Linked DNA regions of Homo sapiens: region 1 is linked to region 2. The links are chromatin loops, found by intact Hi-C in ENCODE. Cell type or tissue: PC-9. All regions are shown on one strand.

What was found. Hi-C counts contacts between places; a loop is a spot of excess contacts. Peaks named below come from ENCODE experiments on the same cell type or tissue, not always from the same donor. Only the 100,000 strongest peaks of a DNase experiment are listed, where the experiment ranks them.
Region 1: a loop joins it to region 2, with 6 times the contacts of the local background. A loop is called at or near these places in 3 of 110 quality-filtered maps.

Annotation. Positions count from the first base shown.
Region 1 is chr17:72,385,255-72,393,254 of GRCh38, forward strand. No RefSeq gene overlaps it. Among named protein-coding and RNA genes, the nearest start is that of LINC02003, 46 kb to the left of the region's middle. RefSeq lists enhancers at 1,402-1,903, 1,904-2,403, 7,399-7,448. In PC-9, a CTCF peak has its summit at 3,895; DNase peaks (open chromatin) are centred at 1,097, 2,417, 4,087 and 6,147; H3K27ac peaks cover 7,275 bases.
Region 2 is chr17:72,463,231-72,471,230 of GRCh38, forward strand. The region is part of intron 1 of LINC00673 (long intergenic non-protein coding RNA 673); the gene reads right to left. Among named protein-coding and RNA genes, the nearest start is that of LINC02003, 120 kb to the left of the region's middle. RefSeq lists enhancers at 2,269-2,478, 4,865-5,542. In PC-9, no CTCF peak of the experiment used is centred here; DNase peaks (open chromatin) are centred at 301, 2,431 and 3,131; H3K4me3 peaks cover 1,225 bases; H3K27ac peaks cover 6,676 bases.

The DNA.
Region 1 (8,000 bases), 78 kb before region 2:
AGTGAGCCATGATCACGCCACTGCACTCCAGCCTGGGCAACAGAGCAAGATGCTATCTCAAAAAATAAGACAAAAGAAAAAGTAAAATAAAATAATTTCTAGACTTCATCACCAACTCACTGAATCAAAATCATTGTTGGGTAGCCCAGGGATTGGTACTTTTCCCCAACGTTTTATTTGAAAAATTTCAGACATACAGAAATGTTGTACCCACATACTTACCACCCAGATCCTGTGATTGTCAAGATTTTGCTACATGTACTTTATCACAAATCTATGCGTTTATCCTCCGTTTATCTATCCATCAATCCAACTCATTTTTTCAACGCATGTCAAAGTAAATTGCAGGCATTAGGACACTTCATCTCTAAACACTTCAGTGTGCACATCATTAATTTTTAACAAGGTCTGTAATTGATTCCTGGGCTGTGAACCCAACATCCTACCTTGGGCATTCAGGAGTTATTAATCTAGTGACAATCTCTCTGTCCTGAGGGGACAGTAGCTAAGACATTAGAGAACAGTCACTCACCACTGTCTGTATTCTATCTCTTAGTATTTAGTTAACAATGGCATTAAGTGTCTTTAGCCATGTCTCCTAAACCTTCCCTGGTGTTTTTCCTCCAAAGAAATATCTCCAGGCAAAACACTCTACAGTCTTTCCATGTTCCCTTTGTAGAGACTAAGCTGAGTCTCCCACTGTAGTTATCAATTCTGCAGCCAACAGCCTTAAAGGGGCCTGAGAGACAGGATGCTATATCATCTTTGCTTCTGAATTTTGGCATATCATCGGTCAGGGTGCAGCAATTTCACCTACACATCTGGCTTTCCCTCCGTCTTGGGTTTTCTTTTGACAAGCACCTGTCTAATACAAAAATCCAAGCCCTGTCAGGGCTGATGTGAACTCTAATAAGAGATATTTTTCTGGCTAGGTCAACCCAAAAAGGAGGCTGGCCCTAGGACACAAGGCAGGATCACTCATTGTGATCAACAATTCAAGATCTTTTGAGAAAGAGGCTGACCATTCCACTACTGCACCCAGATTTTTTTTTTTTTTTTTTTTTTTGAGACAAGTTCTTGCTCTGTCTCCCAGGCTGGAGTGCAGTGATGCAATCATGACTCACTGAAGCCTCAGCCTCCTGAGTAGCTGGGCCTACAGGTGCAGACCACCATGCCCAACTAATTATTTTTTTAGAGATGGGGTCTCACTATGTTGCCCAGGCTGGTCTCAAACTCCTGGCGTCAAGCAATCCTCCCTCCTTGACCTCCCAAAGTGCTGGAATTACAGGAGTGAGCCATTGTGCCCAGCCTGCACCCAGCTTTTTAGGACTCTTCCAGAATCCCTGAGGTGGGGCTGCAGTTAGTACCAATTCAGTCTGTATTCTTCTGCTCCTCCCCAAGGTACTTGGATAGCCGCCAACGCTCATGGGATAAATTAATAGGAGTTACTGCCCCTAAAGAATTGCCTAACCACTTCCAAATGCTCTCTTCCAACAGTCTAGGAGAGGGCTGTCTCAGAGTCTGAACACACACAAGCCCCAAGTCGCTCTATGTCATAGATAGAGACAGCTGGGTCACAAATAGTGTCATACATCAGCATTTCCACCTACAAACATGAAAAGACACATGGGCTCCTCACTTCCAACCTTGCTCACTATTTTGCAGGCCACCCACTCTCTGTTTGCATGGGGCCTCTAACCTTGAAACCCGACACCCTCCTTTCAGGAGCCACCCATGTTTAAACAAATAAATACCCCAAAGTAACCCACTCCCTGGTGGTACTCAAATAAATGGCCCAGGAAGGAGGATGGGGGGAGGGGGACTCCTGGGCCTCCTATGCCACTGGCCTGCCACAGAGCATCCTTGGGCCACTGCTATGCACAGGGCCACATAGAGGGACAGCATAGGTGAGGGGAGAGTTTGCCGTCACTGGAATTCAGGAAAGAGGAGGCAGAGGGATGGATGGTGTCCAATCAAAGATGAAGATCTGGCCCAGCATGGTGGCTCATGCCTGTAATCCCAGCACTTTGGAAGGCAGAGGCAGGTGGATCACTTGAGGTCAGGAGTTTGAGACCAGCCTGGCCAACACGGTGAAACCCTGTCTCTACCAAAAATACAAAAATTAGCCAGGCATGGTGGTCGGCATCCGTAATCCCAGCTACTCAGGGGGCTGAGGCAGGAGAATCACTTGAGCCTGGGAGGCAGAGGTTGCATTGAGCCGAGATCGCACCACTGCACTCCAGCCTGGGTGACAGAGTGAGAGTCTGTCTCAAAAAAAAAAAAAAAAAAAAGAAAGAAAGATGAAAATCTTTGAAACATGCGCGGAGATTCTCTGTAACTCCCAGTTACTCAACCATAAGCCTTTAAATTCCTCTGGCCAGGGAGGGAGAGCTAAGAACCATTTGGTGGGTGGAGAGGAACAGGGATCAGTTATTTGATGAGTCAGAAACGCTTAAATGTAGTTCCGAGACTCTGCAGTTCTCACTCCTGCAGTGAGAAGGGGAGGGGTGGAGAGAAGTGGGAGAGGGAGACCCACAAGTCCAAAAATCTCCTTGTCTCTGGTTCAGTGGCGAGAACCACTGAAATGTCTTTGTTTCATGGAACGTGGAAAGCTAGGAATAAAGTCGCTGCTTTGTCACGAGTCAGTTGGTCAACGGAGTTGCTGCTATATTATTTAGGATATTTTAAAATCCTAAAAAGGATTTTAAAGCATAAGGAAGAAGATGACAATGGTCTGCTTCAGAGCTGTGGACAGCTTCCTATGAAGGAAAGGAAGGAGAAGAGATGTTCTCAAGGGTTGGCCTAGTCAGTTTATAGATGAGCAAGGAAAGTGTGAACTAGATTATACTAGAAAGCTGGCCCCATCCCCCTAAGTGTGTAAGGAAGTGAGGAGGAAAAAGGAGACCACGTTTCAAAAATAAACACAAACCCCAAAATAAACACTGTTAATGGAAGTGACTAATCAAGGGTGTGCTGAACTTGGTGGTTATTGATAAGATACAGGGAGAAACGTACTTGGAAAAAATAACAGATCCCCCCTTACCTTTTGGTAAATAAAGTGTTGGGGAGAAGGTGGGGGGATTAGGGTTCGGACTTGGTTCAATGCTGCAGCAGAGGTTTAAGACACAATTTCTCAACCTTAGCACTACCAACTTTGAAGGCTGGATCCAGACAGTTGTGGGGGCTTGCCTTGTGCATTCTAAGTTGCTTTTTTTTTTTTTTTTTGAGACAGGGTCTCACTCTGTCACCCAGGCTGGAGTGCAGTGGTGTGATCAGAGTTCACTGCAGCCTCAACCTCCCAGGCTCAAGCCATCCTCCCACCTCAACCTCCCAAGTAGCAGGGACTACAGGTGCATGCCACCACACCCGGCTAATTTTTTTGTATTTTTCGTGGAGATGGGGTCTCGCCACGTTGCCCAGACTGATTTTGAACTCCTGGGCTCAAGTGATCCACCTGCCACAGCCTCCCAAAGTCGTGGGATTACAGGCCTGAGCCGCCACACCTGGCCACTGTAGGATTTTTAATGGCATCCCTGTCCTTTACCTACCAGATGCCGGTAGGACACTTGCCCCTAGCTGGGACAACCAAAAATGTCTCCAGACATGCAAACAACCGCTGGATGGGAGTAGGGGGACAAAATCACCCCCACTTGAGAACCACTGGTTTATAATATGGGGCATAGCTCCTCTCAGTGAGAGATGGCTTACCATGACTTAGGGCTTGGCCTAAGCAAAATTTGAGGCTAATTCAGCATCTGTACTGCAGGCCTAGAATTTGTCATTCTGCGGCACTTCTCACTGTAGCCTGTTTTCCCCCTCCAGGGCCTCTGGCCGCTCTGCACTCCTGGCAGTCGGGGAGAAAACAATGAAAGGATGTGCCAGAGCCCCCATGCCCACCTTTGGCATGTATGGCTCTGTGGGTGCAGGATGGGTGAGTAGAGGTGCCTTCCTGCAGGGGGAGTGGAGAGACAGCAGGAAACACCATATCTGCCTGGAAGCTGCAGCCCCGTGTGAGGCCACAAGTCTAGTATCGTAACCCCTGGGGATGGATTTCAACCCCCACTCACCCCATCTGGCCTGGCACCTGTGGGCATTATGTAAACCGCAGCCCTGATTGTACGATGACTCAGCTAGAATGTACCCTTTGCAGTTGTCCTCATCCTCTCTCTTCGTATCACTGAAGAACAGAAGACCAGAGAGGTGAAAAGAAAGTCTACAGTGGCTAGCTGTTTGGGTCCGGATGAGTTTCCTCTTACTGCTGCAACAAATGGCCATAAACTTAGCAGCTTAAATCAGGACAAACCTATTATCTTCAATTCTGGAGATTAGAATTTCAAAATCGGTCTCAGTGAGTCAAAATCAAGGCATCAGCAGGGCTGTACTCTTACATAGGCTCTAGAGGACGATCCGTGTCCCTGCCTTTTCCAGCTTTTTCTAAAGGCCACCTGCATTCCTGGCCTCATGGCCCCTTCCACCATCTTCAAAGCCAGGACTACAGCATCTACAAATCTCTGACTCTCCTGCCTCTCTCTTAAAGGGACTGTTGAAATTACCCTGGGCTTAACCAAGAATTATCTCCCTGTCTCAAGAAACTTAACTTGATTACATGTTCATGGATTCCAGGGAGCAGGACATGGGTATCTTTGGGGACCATTATTCTGTCTACCACATGGACAAAGCCAATACTCAGCTCAGATTTCCAATTCCAAGTCCAGTGGGTTTCTGCTTGGGACTGCACTGAGAGCAAGACCATACGCACAGGATTGCACAGAAGAGCTGGCATTTTGGCTTTTATGGGAGAGGTCTTCTCAATGGTCCTCCTTAAACGACTCCAATAAGAATCAGAAATAAATACAAGAGCCTTCTCTTTTTTTCTTTTTTTCTTTTTTTTTTTTTTTTTTTTTTTTTGAGACAGACTCTCACTCTGTTGCCCAGGCTGGAGTTCAATGGAACAATCTCAGCTCACTGTAACCCCAGTCTCCCGGACTCAAGCGATCCTCCCACCTCAGCCTCCCAAGTAGCTTGGACTACAGGCATGTGCCACCAAGGCCAGGCTAATTTTTGTAATTTTTTTAGTAGAGATGGGGTTTGTTATGTTGCCCAGGCTGGTCTTGAACTCCTGAGCTCAGACGATCCACCTGCCTCAGCCTCCCAAAGTACTGGGATTACAGGCGTGAGCCACCATGCCTGGCCCTGAGCCTTCTTACCACGAAAACAGAGGCCGAAACCTGTAGATGTCTACTAAGGCCGTCGGTCATTAAAGCAATTATTGCCAGCCAAGAAAGCCTTCAAGGCCCACCGCAATCCAGATAGGCTAGCCAGGAACCTCCATGGAGTGAGCTATAACATGATGGGGTTTTATTCAATGGAGGATTTGTCTACTGAAGGAGGGAGGAACACTTGACTGAGTCAACTCAATAGTTCAACAAATGTTCTTTCAGATTCTGACCTAGGTACAGAATGCCAGTGAGAAGTAAGAACAGCCCTGGGCCTCACAACCTGGGGCAGTGGGTGTTGCTCTCATTGTCTTCACTTTATAAGTGAAGAAACAGACTTAGATCACAAGGGCAAGAGCAAAGGAGTCAGAATTAAACTCAGACCTGCCTAACCCTACAATTTGACTCTTAACTGTGTCACTATTTGGAATTCCATGGGACCTGTATTAGTCTGTTCTCATGCTGCTATGAAGAAATACTCGAGACTGGGTAATTTATGAAGAAAACAGGTTTAATTGACTCACAGTTCCATATGGCTGGGGAGGCCTCAGGAAACTTACAATCATGGCAGAAAGCACCTCTTCACAGGGTGGCAGGAGAGAGAATGAGAGCCAGCAGGGGAAATGCCATAGGCTTATAAAACCATCAGATCTTGTGATAACTCACTCACTAGCATGAGAACAGCATGGGGGAAATCGCCCCCAAGATGCAATCACTTCCCACCGGGTCCCTCCCACAGGAACTACAATTCAAGATGAGATTTGGGTGAGGACACAACCAAACCATATCAGGACCCATTCTATAAAAGATATGTAGGAAGTGCTTCCCCAGGAGTAAGGGTGATTACTTCTACCTGGGGAAGGTTAGGGGAATGTTTATCAGGGAGATAGTAACACTAGCAATAGCTAACACATGAGCTGGATGTATGACTCAGGTCCTGTGCTCTGAGAGCTACATATATTAATGCATACCTCCCTCTCCCACAAAAAAAGAAAAGAAAACCAGTGAGGTCAGTACTACTACAATCTTCAAATTATATAGGAGGATGCTGAGATGCAGAGATATGAAGTAAACAGCCTTAAATCACACAACCAACACAAGGTGGGGCTGGAATTGAGATGCTATCCCATCTCCTTCCTCTGAGCATTAGAAAGGCATCTAGGAAGGGTCTAATCCTGAGCTGGAAAGGCATCCATGGGCTCTCTGTAGGGGCTCAGAAGGGCTAGACAGCCAGCCAGCTGGAAAGCAATGCGGCATCTCATGCATTTGAGCATGTACAGGTCACTAATGGCTGTGCACAAAAAGGACCCCAGCAGGAAGCCATCCACTGGCCCCTGGACCAACACTACCAGGATCTTATTTGTTAGGAGGGCCAGAAAAACAGAGCTCGTCAATGTGCAAGTACACAGCTCTCTGGCTGCTTCCATTGGTCTCAAAGTTGCCTTGTCCAGAGGGGCCATTGACTATGGTGCATTTTAAGGAGGAGAAGAGACATCCAGGATGCCAACTGGGGTCCAGGAGACACAGCCACCTGTCCCACGAGCTCCAGAGTGAGCCTGACATAGGGCAAGTGGAAGCCACTCCTCAGACTTCAAATTCCTCTTGCAAGACAAAGGCTAACATAGGGAAGAGTTGTAAAAGACACTGTTTCCAGAAATCCTCTGACCACCCACAACGGTCTTGGCTTACAGAGTTTGCAGTGACCTAATCTGTATTTAGCAATGCTATCCCTTTGGTGGAGGAGGGTAAAGATTACCCAAATCCTGTAAGCAAAGCATCAACCACATCCTATGCTGTCTTCACTGACACACACCACTGTGCTGTCTAGGAATCAGGACAATCGTATGCCACTGTGCACCCAGGAAGCCTGACCTGCTGTGTCCCGAGTCTCACTCAACAATGCACACTATGGCGGCAGGTGTTCACTGCGCCGGGGATTTTTATTGGGTGGACTTGTGGAATTTAAAATCTCAGTTGCCTATCTCACCTTGAACAAGTAAAAATGGTTTCAGTTGCTTCTACCTTGCCCCATTTAAGTTTTCCCCAGAGATGGGCTGCTGAGCAGAGCTGGTGGGGACGTGGGGGATGGTTATGGGCAGTGGAGAGACAGGGAAAGGTGACACCAGCCTACCTGGTCTGTCTTGCTCAAAGCCCTTTCCTTTCCCTCTCCATCTCCCCAACCCACGATTCAGAAAGCTGCAGTAGAATCGGCTTCCCTCAGCTGCCCTGATGCGTTCCTCCCCAGCGATCTGCTTTCTACAAAAAAAAAAAAAGTGTTCTAAATAGAGCGGAACTGAGCATGGGGCCGCAGCCCGGATGAAGTCTTCCCCTCCCTGGAGAGCCCAGCGTCTCACATGGAGGCTGGTCCACCCCCAGTGCCTCTTACTCAAAGCATTTTTGACCCGGGAGCACCCGACCTTGACTGAGTGCACAAAGCTACCACAAATGGATTTTGCTTCTGCAGCATTTTGCCCGGGCTGGAGCCTTCCTCCCTCCCAGGCATCCCAGATGCCTTCTCTGGTCTCCTCTCCTTGCATCTGCCCTTACAGGCATCTAGGGGATCCTATTCCAGGTGAGGACTTAAAGTTCTGCAGCAGTCAGAGTTCTCCAATAACTTGCCTGGTGAGACTGGATGGCTCAATTAACCCAACTGGACCGCAGCATTCCCAAGACCGAGGTCTGAGAACTAGGACCACCAGCTCTCTCTCACAGGATTAGAGTGTTGGGTTATAATTTTTAAGTTAGAGTCTCCTGTTGCTCTCAAGGGGGCCTGAGCATCAGTCT
Region 2 (8,000 bases):
ATTCTATGTTATGGTGAATTGTATAATTATTTCATATTACAATGTAATAATAATAGAAATAAAGTACACAATAAGTGTAATGTGCTTGAATCATCCAGAAACTACCCCCACCCCACCCCACCCCACCACATCCACGGAAAAATTATCTTCCAGAAAACCAGTCCCTGGTGCCAAAAAGGTTGGGGATTGCTGCTCTATGGAGCCCCATGCGGCCTCAAAGTCCCTCAACTCTCAGTGTCCCTGGAAGACTTTTCGGCTACACTTTCTGTCCAACCGGTTCTGCCCTTTATTTTTGTTTCAGGGAGGATTATTGCCATGGCAATGTCCAGGTGACAGAGTCAGGAGGGGGAAGAAACCCACCTGTATTCAACCCTTAATCCCTTAAAGCCTGTCAGAAAGCAGCAGCCTTGGAAAATAAGAAGCCTGGCCAGTGTTTCCTATCGATCACAAGACAGAATAAACCAGAAAACAGCTCTCCACGAAGAAGCCTTGGTCAGTCAAGTGTCCCTAGGGGCTCTGCCAATCTCCCTGCATAGGAGATCTGCCCAACACACATTTGCATTTTCAGAAAGAGCAGAGCAGAAAGGAAGCAGAAAGCCAAGTCTGTGGTGGGGAAAAAGGAAAGTGGGTTTCCCATGAGATTCAGGTAGCTCCCCAGGACCGAAGGATCAGCTGGGCACGTGTGCTTCCTATCTGGGTAGTGCTGGTCATTTCTGTTTGCTGTGGCCACAGTGTGGCCATCCTATCGGCACCTCTACCCAAGAGTGGGTGGAGCAAACAAAACAAAATTCAGTTCCTGGGTATTAGCTTAGCACCCAGTCCACAAACCTCCTCTGCCTCTGAGGAGGTGAGAGGCCCTTAAAGCTACGGGCATTCACAAAGAAACAGGAGGAAATGAGGAATTCACTGGAAATTTTTGCCGTCTATGCTAGGAGGAACATCCCAGGTACCCACAGGGACTATCAACAAGTATCCACCCCAAAAAATAGATTCAATAAAACAATAAACTTACAAATATGAACTTGTAACTGTGGTTTACTATTCTTGGGGAAGTCTGTTTTATTTCTTTTCTTTTATTATTTCTTTGAGACAGGGTTTTCCTCTGTTTCCCAGGCTGGAGTGCAGTGGCACAGTCATGGCTCACTGCAGCCTTGACCTTCAGGGCTCAAGCAATCCTCCTGCCTCAGCCTCCCAAGTGCCTGGGACCACAGGTGTGTGCCACCACATCCAGCTAATTTTCAAATTTGTTGTAGAGATGAGGTCTCACTACATTGCCCAGGCTGGTCTTGAACTTCTGGGCTCAAGTGATCCTCCCGCCTCGGCCTCCCGAAGCGCTGGGGTTATAGGTGTAAGCCACCGCACTTGGCCTGTTTTAAATAAGTGTTGTATACTTGTGTGTGCTGGAAAACAGCTATCCAGAAAACACCACGGATAGACAAGCTTCCCCAACCAAATTGTGTTCCCAGTTCATGCGTTATCCACTGACCCTCATTTAAACTTGGTTTTGGCTCCCTGTGTTTTTCATTTCATTGTTAAGGAGGCATACACTAGATCCTTCCTCTTCTTGGGCTCAGTTATCCACAGAGATACAATATTTTAAAGGTTGTCATGTCCTTGCCTGGCTTATCAAGGAAGTAAGGGACAGCCCAAGGGCTTCCCAGGTAAGGAAAAACAACGGTTTTATAAAGCCACGGCTGGTGACAGTGCAAAAGGAAAGGCTGCTTCCATTGTATCTGGTCATTGGGTTTGCTGTGTGCCTATCAGGTTTATAAAACAAACTGCAGCAGTGAGAGGCTGTGAGTGAGCTCTCTTCCTTCCCCTATTAACTATCTATGCAGTAAGAAGGCCTGATGCACCCATTTAGCTGGGAATAGCTGCCAGAACTTTAAGGCTGATGCCTGGGAGAGAGTCAGTGGGCGGCACCGGGCTGGCTTTCTGAATTCAATCAGAGGTGGCCAGCCCCCTCTAACCATGATCCAAATGTACATGCCAGATGAGGAGCCGTCGTGGTTGAACAGGGAATGTTTCATGCAAATCATGGGTTTGGAGCAGGATTTTGTGGAGGGAGCATCCTTGAGAAAAATGTTGGGATGGCTACGGACTGGCGGGCTATTAGTCACAGAGCCACCACCTCCTCCATGAACGATGAAAGTTCTTACCACCCTGGATGCACAGATCAGCAGTTAATAATGAGGTCTCAGCATGGAGGAGACACATTCTTTCACACACATGCACACACACACATATGCACACCTGCACACACATACATACATACATACAAGCATGCACAAGAAGTCTTAGAGCCCCATCTCCTTTTGGCTGGGATTTTGCATCCTGAGAATCTTGGGTGTTACCCATGGGAACAAGCTCCTCCGAAGCCACACATGGTTGAAACTCCTCTCCCAGTGACAACGACGTCACGTCTCCCAGGCACTGGCTCCCTTGGGAATGTGTGAGTTGCTCCCCTGGGGCAAAGAGCAGCTGCTCGGGGTGACTCATAAATTGTGCTCTCAGCCCTGTCACCCACTGTGCCTCCCGTCCATTACTCAGCCTTCTCCCTGCGCTTGTTCCTATGGCTGCCCCTCAACCCAGCTCACCGCTGCTCCCAGCTCGCTCGGCACTCTGCAAGGATTGGCATTTGCTTCGGGCAGACTCTTCTCTGTCCCTGCCTTCTCTCCTCCATGAGACCCAAGGCAACACAATTTGCCCTTTGAGGAGTTGGGAGTGGGAGCAGAGATCGGGGTGACAGGGGACAGAGAGATAAAGGCAAGAAAAGAATGTTCCCTTCGTTGAAAAACAGTTCAGCTCCAGGGTCACCTCTTTGAAATCATCAGTGACACCTCACTCTGCGTACTCCCCTCAAACACAGCCCCTAGGCATTGCTTCTTCTAGGATCTGGGATTTTTGACACTGAAGGGTCCTGGCTGCCTTAAATCCTTTCTAGAAGAAAGTGGAATGAGGCAGAGTATAAACAGACAAATACACCCAACAGGTGAAATAAAACTTGAGCTTCTTAAGCAATGCTCTGTTTCTACAGGCAGCTCCCACTTGTGGAAAGGCAGAGGGATGAGGAGGGTGGACATGAGTCAAGCCTCCCCCTTCCACTCCCCACTGTCAACCCCCACCCTGACCCATTCAACAGCCTAGGGAGTTCCCTGCTTAAGGGAATCTTAGAACACACACCCTCTGCAAATACCTACAGCCTGTGTACTGAAACTTAGAGATTACTTCTGAAAAAGTGACATCATCAACAGTACAGGATTCTCAAAAACTCAGTCCCTGTTTCCTTTTTACTTCTGTTATTTTAAAATACCAAAGATACTTGCATTTTCTTCTTTTCCAACTGTTAGTGAACTCTATTCCAATCAGCATTAAGCCCAGCAATTTTTGTACTAGGTACCTACTCCTACACTCCCTGTTTAATAATCAGTCATCTAGAATAGGGACTGGCAAGCTTTTTCTGTAAAGGACCACAGAGTAAACATTTTCAACTTTGTGGGCCATGACATCTCCATCGGAGCTACTCAACTCTGCCATTGTAGCATGAAGCACCCATAGACAATAAGCAAATGAACAGGTATAGCTGAGTCTCAATAAAACTTTATTCATAGACTTGGAAATTTACATTTCATATAATTTTCACATGTCACAAAATATTCCTTTTTTTGATTTTAACTTTTAATGTGGAAAGGATTCTTAGCTCACGAGCTGTACAAAAACAGGTGGCAGGCCGGTCTTGGCCCACAGACTGTAGTTAGCCAACTCCTGGTCTAGAATCAAATATTTAAATGGAAACCCTGAGAGAGCTCTTTCTTTTGAAAAGAATATGATAATCGTGATAATAGCTCCCATGTATTGAGCACTTGTTCCATGAAAGAACTTGACATGGAAAAACGGCTTTTCATCCTCATATTAACATATGAGACAGGTAAATATTTTCTCTGTGTTTTGTGGAGGTAGTCACTGAAACTGATGAGAAGAAAATTAACTCACCAGGTTCACTGCAGCAAGGATTGGAACCTGAAGTGCAATTCCAGACAGAGATACGGGATGCACGGGTTCAGCATCCTTAAAAACACAGATTCCTGTATGTTAAGGAGGTGATGAGAAGGAGGTGTCTGGGGAGCCACCCCATGGGATTTATATCACTTGTTCAGAAAAACCTTCCATCAAGGCTACCATGAAGGAGTAGTCTTCCTGCCCAACTCCTAAACATTTCGCTCAAGTGAAACACAGCTCAGATGGACTCCAAGAACCCTTTAGAACTGGGGAGAGGGAGGAGAGTGGATGCATTTGACAAATGGTTAAGGGCCACCTTGTACTGGGGGTCATAGAAGGTACTGAACGGTGATTGAGAAGCCAACTGCAGGGATGTGAGCCTTGGCTCATTATTTTTGGCTCTGGCAGATGCCTGGGCCCCCTGCCCCTGTGAGTACTACCCCAGGATGCCCAGAAGCAGGGTTCTGTCTCCACGTACTACCCCCAACAGGAGGTCTCTGCGTCCAGCAGCCTCCGCTTCCAAATATTCCCCATTTCTGCTCTTCCTCTAGGCCCAGCCCTCCCCACTGTCAGCCTCCAAGGTCCAGGCTGGAGGCAAAATGTCCCAGAGCTGAGTCTGCTGCCACCCAGAGAGAATTCTATTCAAAATGAGGGCCCTGGGAAAGAGTTGGGTGGCTGCTTTCAGTTCCTCTTAGGCCCGATGCCTGATTTCTTTTCCATTCTGGGCACCAAGGCTCATCTGGACAGAAGAGCACACTCCTTGGCTGCCTCTGGGCCCACCACACCCGGTGGAAAGGCACGGATCCTGGATATAAACCGACCAAAGCAAGACAAGGCCGTCTGCTGGAGCCGCCCTCCGCCCTCCAGACACGCACACTGGTTTCCTAATCCTTGGGATTTCAGGAAAAGGAGGCCCGACCCGCCACGGCACTGAGAGGGAGGGAGAGAGGGAGAGAGAGAGAGGGAGAGGGAGAGGGAGAGAGAGGGAGGGAGAGAGAGAGAGAGAGAGAGAGACCAGGCGGGAGGCAAGCTTCTCATTATGTAAAACACTTGGCTCATTCCTCTTTCTCTGCATCCTGCTAGCGATTTTGTATCCGGTTTGGGAATTCCAGGAACATCTGCAATTGTCTTTTGCCCAACCACACATGTGCAAGCTGTAGGGCTCAGTCATGTTCCTACCTGCGGTGCCCTGTCATTAGCCCTGAACTGTGTGTGCTTTCTCTCCTCAGCAGCAAAACATATAAAACCCTGGCCGGCGACCACACCTGCAGGACTCCACCTCCCCGCCTCCTCCCACTGAGACCAAAGGCAGAGAGACCAAGTCACCTTTCCGACAGTGAGAAATGCCAGGGCGAACAGGGCTTGTCTGAACAGTCCAAGTCCTCTAACTAAACAGACAGTACATTTTTAACACAGCGTTCTCCCCTACCTCTCCCTGTTTGTGTGGGAAGGCCTGGGGAGGCCGGGTGGAAAAGGGTAGGTGCAATTCAATTCAAGACTCTCAGAAGGGGTGCTTGCTTGCTTTGGTTCTACTTCAGCCAGCACTGATGACCTCCACCCAGATCAGAAAGGAACTCTTTGGACTATGAGTCTCCAAAGTGCAAGAAACATTGACCTCAGAAGCCAGCGACCACCTCTTCTTGCCACTCTGGGTGTGGCAAGATGGTATAAAAAATAATGCCTACTATTGCTGTCTTCCGAACTAAAATAAGCAATGCATAGAATGCATTTGAAGACTGAATGGTACACAGTGTGCAGTCAACCAGTTTGTTATGAATATTCATGATTATGATCAGTCCTCATCCTCTTTGTAAAACTCTTTCCCTCCTCCCCTTTTGCGCCATGCTGCACACTCCTGGCTTCCTTCCCCAGTCCCACTGTGCTTCCCATGTCCCCTGATCCCCACTGGCCTCCACGCACCTAAACACTGCAGTGTTCTCCAGGAATCCATCTCTCCTTAGTCTCCCAGCTCTCCCACTATGGACCCATCCCATGACTCCATCTTTTGCTGGGTGTGGATACACACCCCCAGTCCCTTGGCACAAAGATTTTGGCCAACCCTGGGTCCAGCTCCACCCTTTGCTCCTACCTGTCTTGCAGCACTGCTGACACTGTCCTGTAATTTCTTCATATGCTTATCTCACACATGTCTGATCAGCAAGACTCCATGCCTGCATTTATCCCCACAACCTGGTATTATGTGATGTGCAGTAGGAACCCGGTCACCACTGTTTAAATAAACAAAGCACCACCCCTGGCCTCTCCGCCTCACCTCAAATCCCCATCTCTAGAGGTCAAGTAGACGTTTTCCCAAGCAAAAGACTCAGGCGATTCCAGGAACTCACCAGAACCCCTCCTGTGTCCTCCATCTCAGCTTATTCACTGCACCCAGATCTTAGCACAGGGGAGACAGTCAAGAAGTGTGTGCTAAATAATTAGGGAAAGAATAACCATTTGTCTAGCTCAGGTTTACACTTCCGACATCATCTCGGGTGCACCCTCTCTTTCCCCACAAGCATTCTGACCCCATGCTGTCAATTCTACCTTCCCAGTGGCACCTGCTTTCATCCCCGCTTTGTCTCTGCCACTGCTGAGGCCTGGGCCCTTATTGCTGCTCCTCCAGTCCACCAGCCAGCCCTCACCGCCATCTGTCCCTCCCTAACCTGCTCCGAGAGGACCAGGCCAGGCCAATTCCTAACTCACAAGCTTCCCAAGCCTCCCACACTCACAGGCCAGCTGTAGAAACCCTGTCCCTTCTTGGCCCCACCCACCATTTCAACCCCATCTCCTCCGTGACCCCCATGGCTCCAGTCCCACCCAGCTACTTACTGGTCCTGGGAAGCCCTGTCCAGATTCACCTCCGGTCTTCAGCTCAAAGCAGGCTTCCTCTACCTGAACTGGCCATCTCTTCTTGCCCACTACAGCTCAGGCCTTAACAGCCGGCGAGCCTTCAGGGCCTCCTCAAAACTCCTCTCTGACAACTCTCCCTGTCTTCCCCAGACGCTCTGGCCACATTCTCACACTGAAGTCAGGGGGATCACGTACCCAGAAGACACAAGCCAGACACTCTCCTTTATGTGATGTTTGTTTGCCACCCGCCTGAAGATAGGCACCGGATCTTACACTTCTGGGCCTGGAAAAAAACATCTTCCACAGAGCAGATGCTCGTATATTACAAGTATCTATTTATACATGAGTCTATATAAGTGCGCTTCCCTTCTCCCCACCCAGTCACCACTGGAGTAAGCCTTGTGCAATTTACCAGTGACCACCTGGCAAGCCACAGGGCCCCCATTTTGCTCACATCAGGTAAGACTCATACTATCTTAGGGAGCATCTAGTTTGGTGGTTAACAGTGTGTCATCTGGAGGCTTCCCCCAGGGGCTTTCAGGAAGGATAGCAAACCGAGGCATGCCTCTCAGGACTCTCCGGCCCCCTTCAGCTGCACCATTCAGACGTCCCACAGATTCCATTTTCACTTAAGATTTTGTTTACACAAAGGGATGGCTACAATTTGCCGTCCCTTCGTGTAAACAAAATCTTACATGAAAATGGTTGCACAAATAAGTGGCTACAATTTTTTTAACTAAACTATCAGTGTACTCCAACCAGTTCACCTTATACAAGAGAAGAGAGAGGACCAGAGAGGGAAGGCAATTTGCCCAAGGTCACACAGCTAGTAGGGGGCAGATCTCCCTCCAAACTGGCCAATGCACTTACACCTGCCAAATAAGGCCACATCCCAGGGAGAGGCCCTGCAGCACACAGAAGAGAAGAAGCTGCACAAACCAGGGATTCCCCCCAGTTTCCAACCATGGGTTCCATCACCTGCCTCATGTTCCTCAGTGGATCATTCAAGATCTCCTCAAAGGTAGAGGGGTCTCAAACTCAGCAGTCTGCAGGACCAGGTAGCAAACAGGAATGTAGCTTCAGGTAGCTTCAGGAACCAGTTACCAAACAGAAATGAATGAAGCTGGCTGGACATAAGAATTAACTAGAAG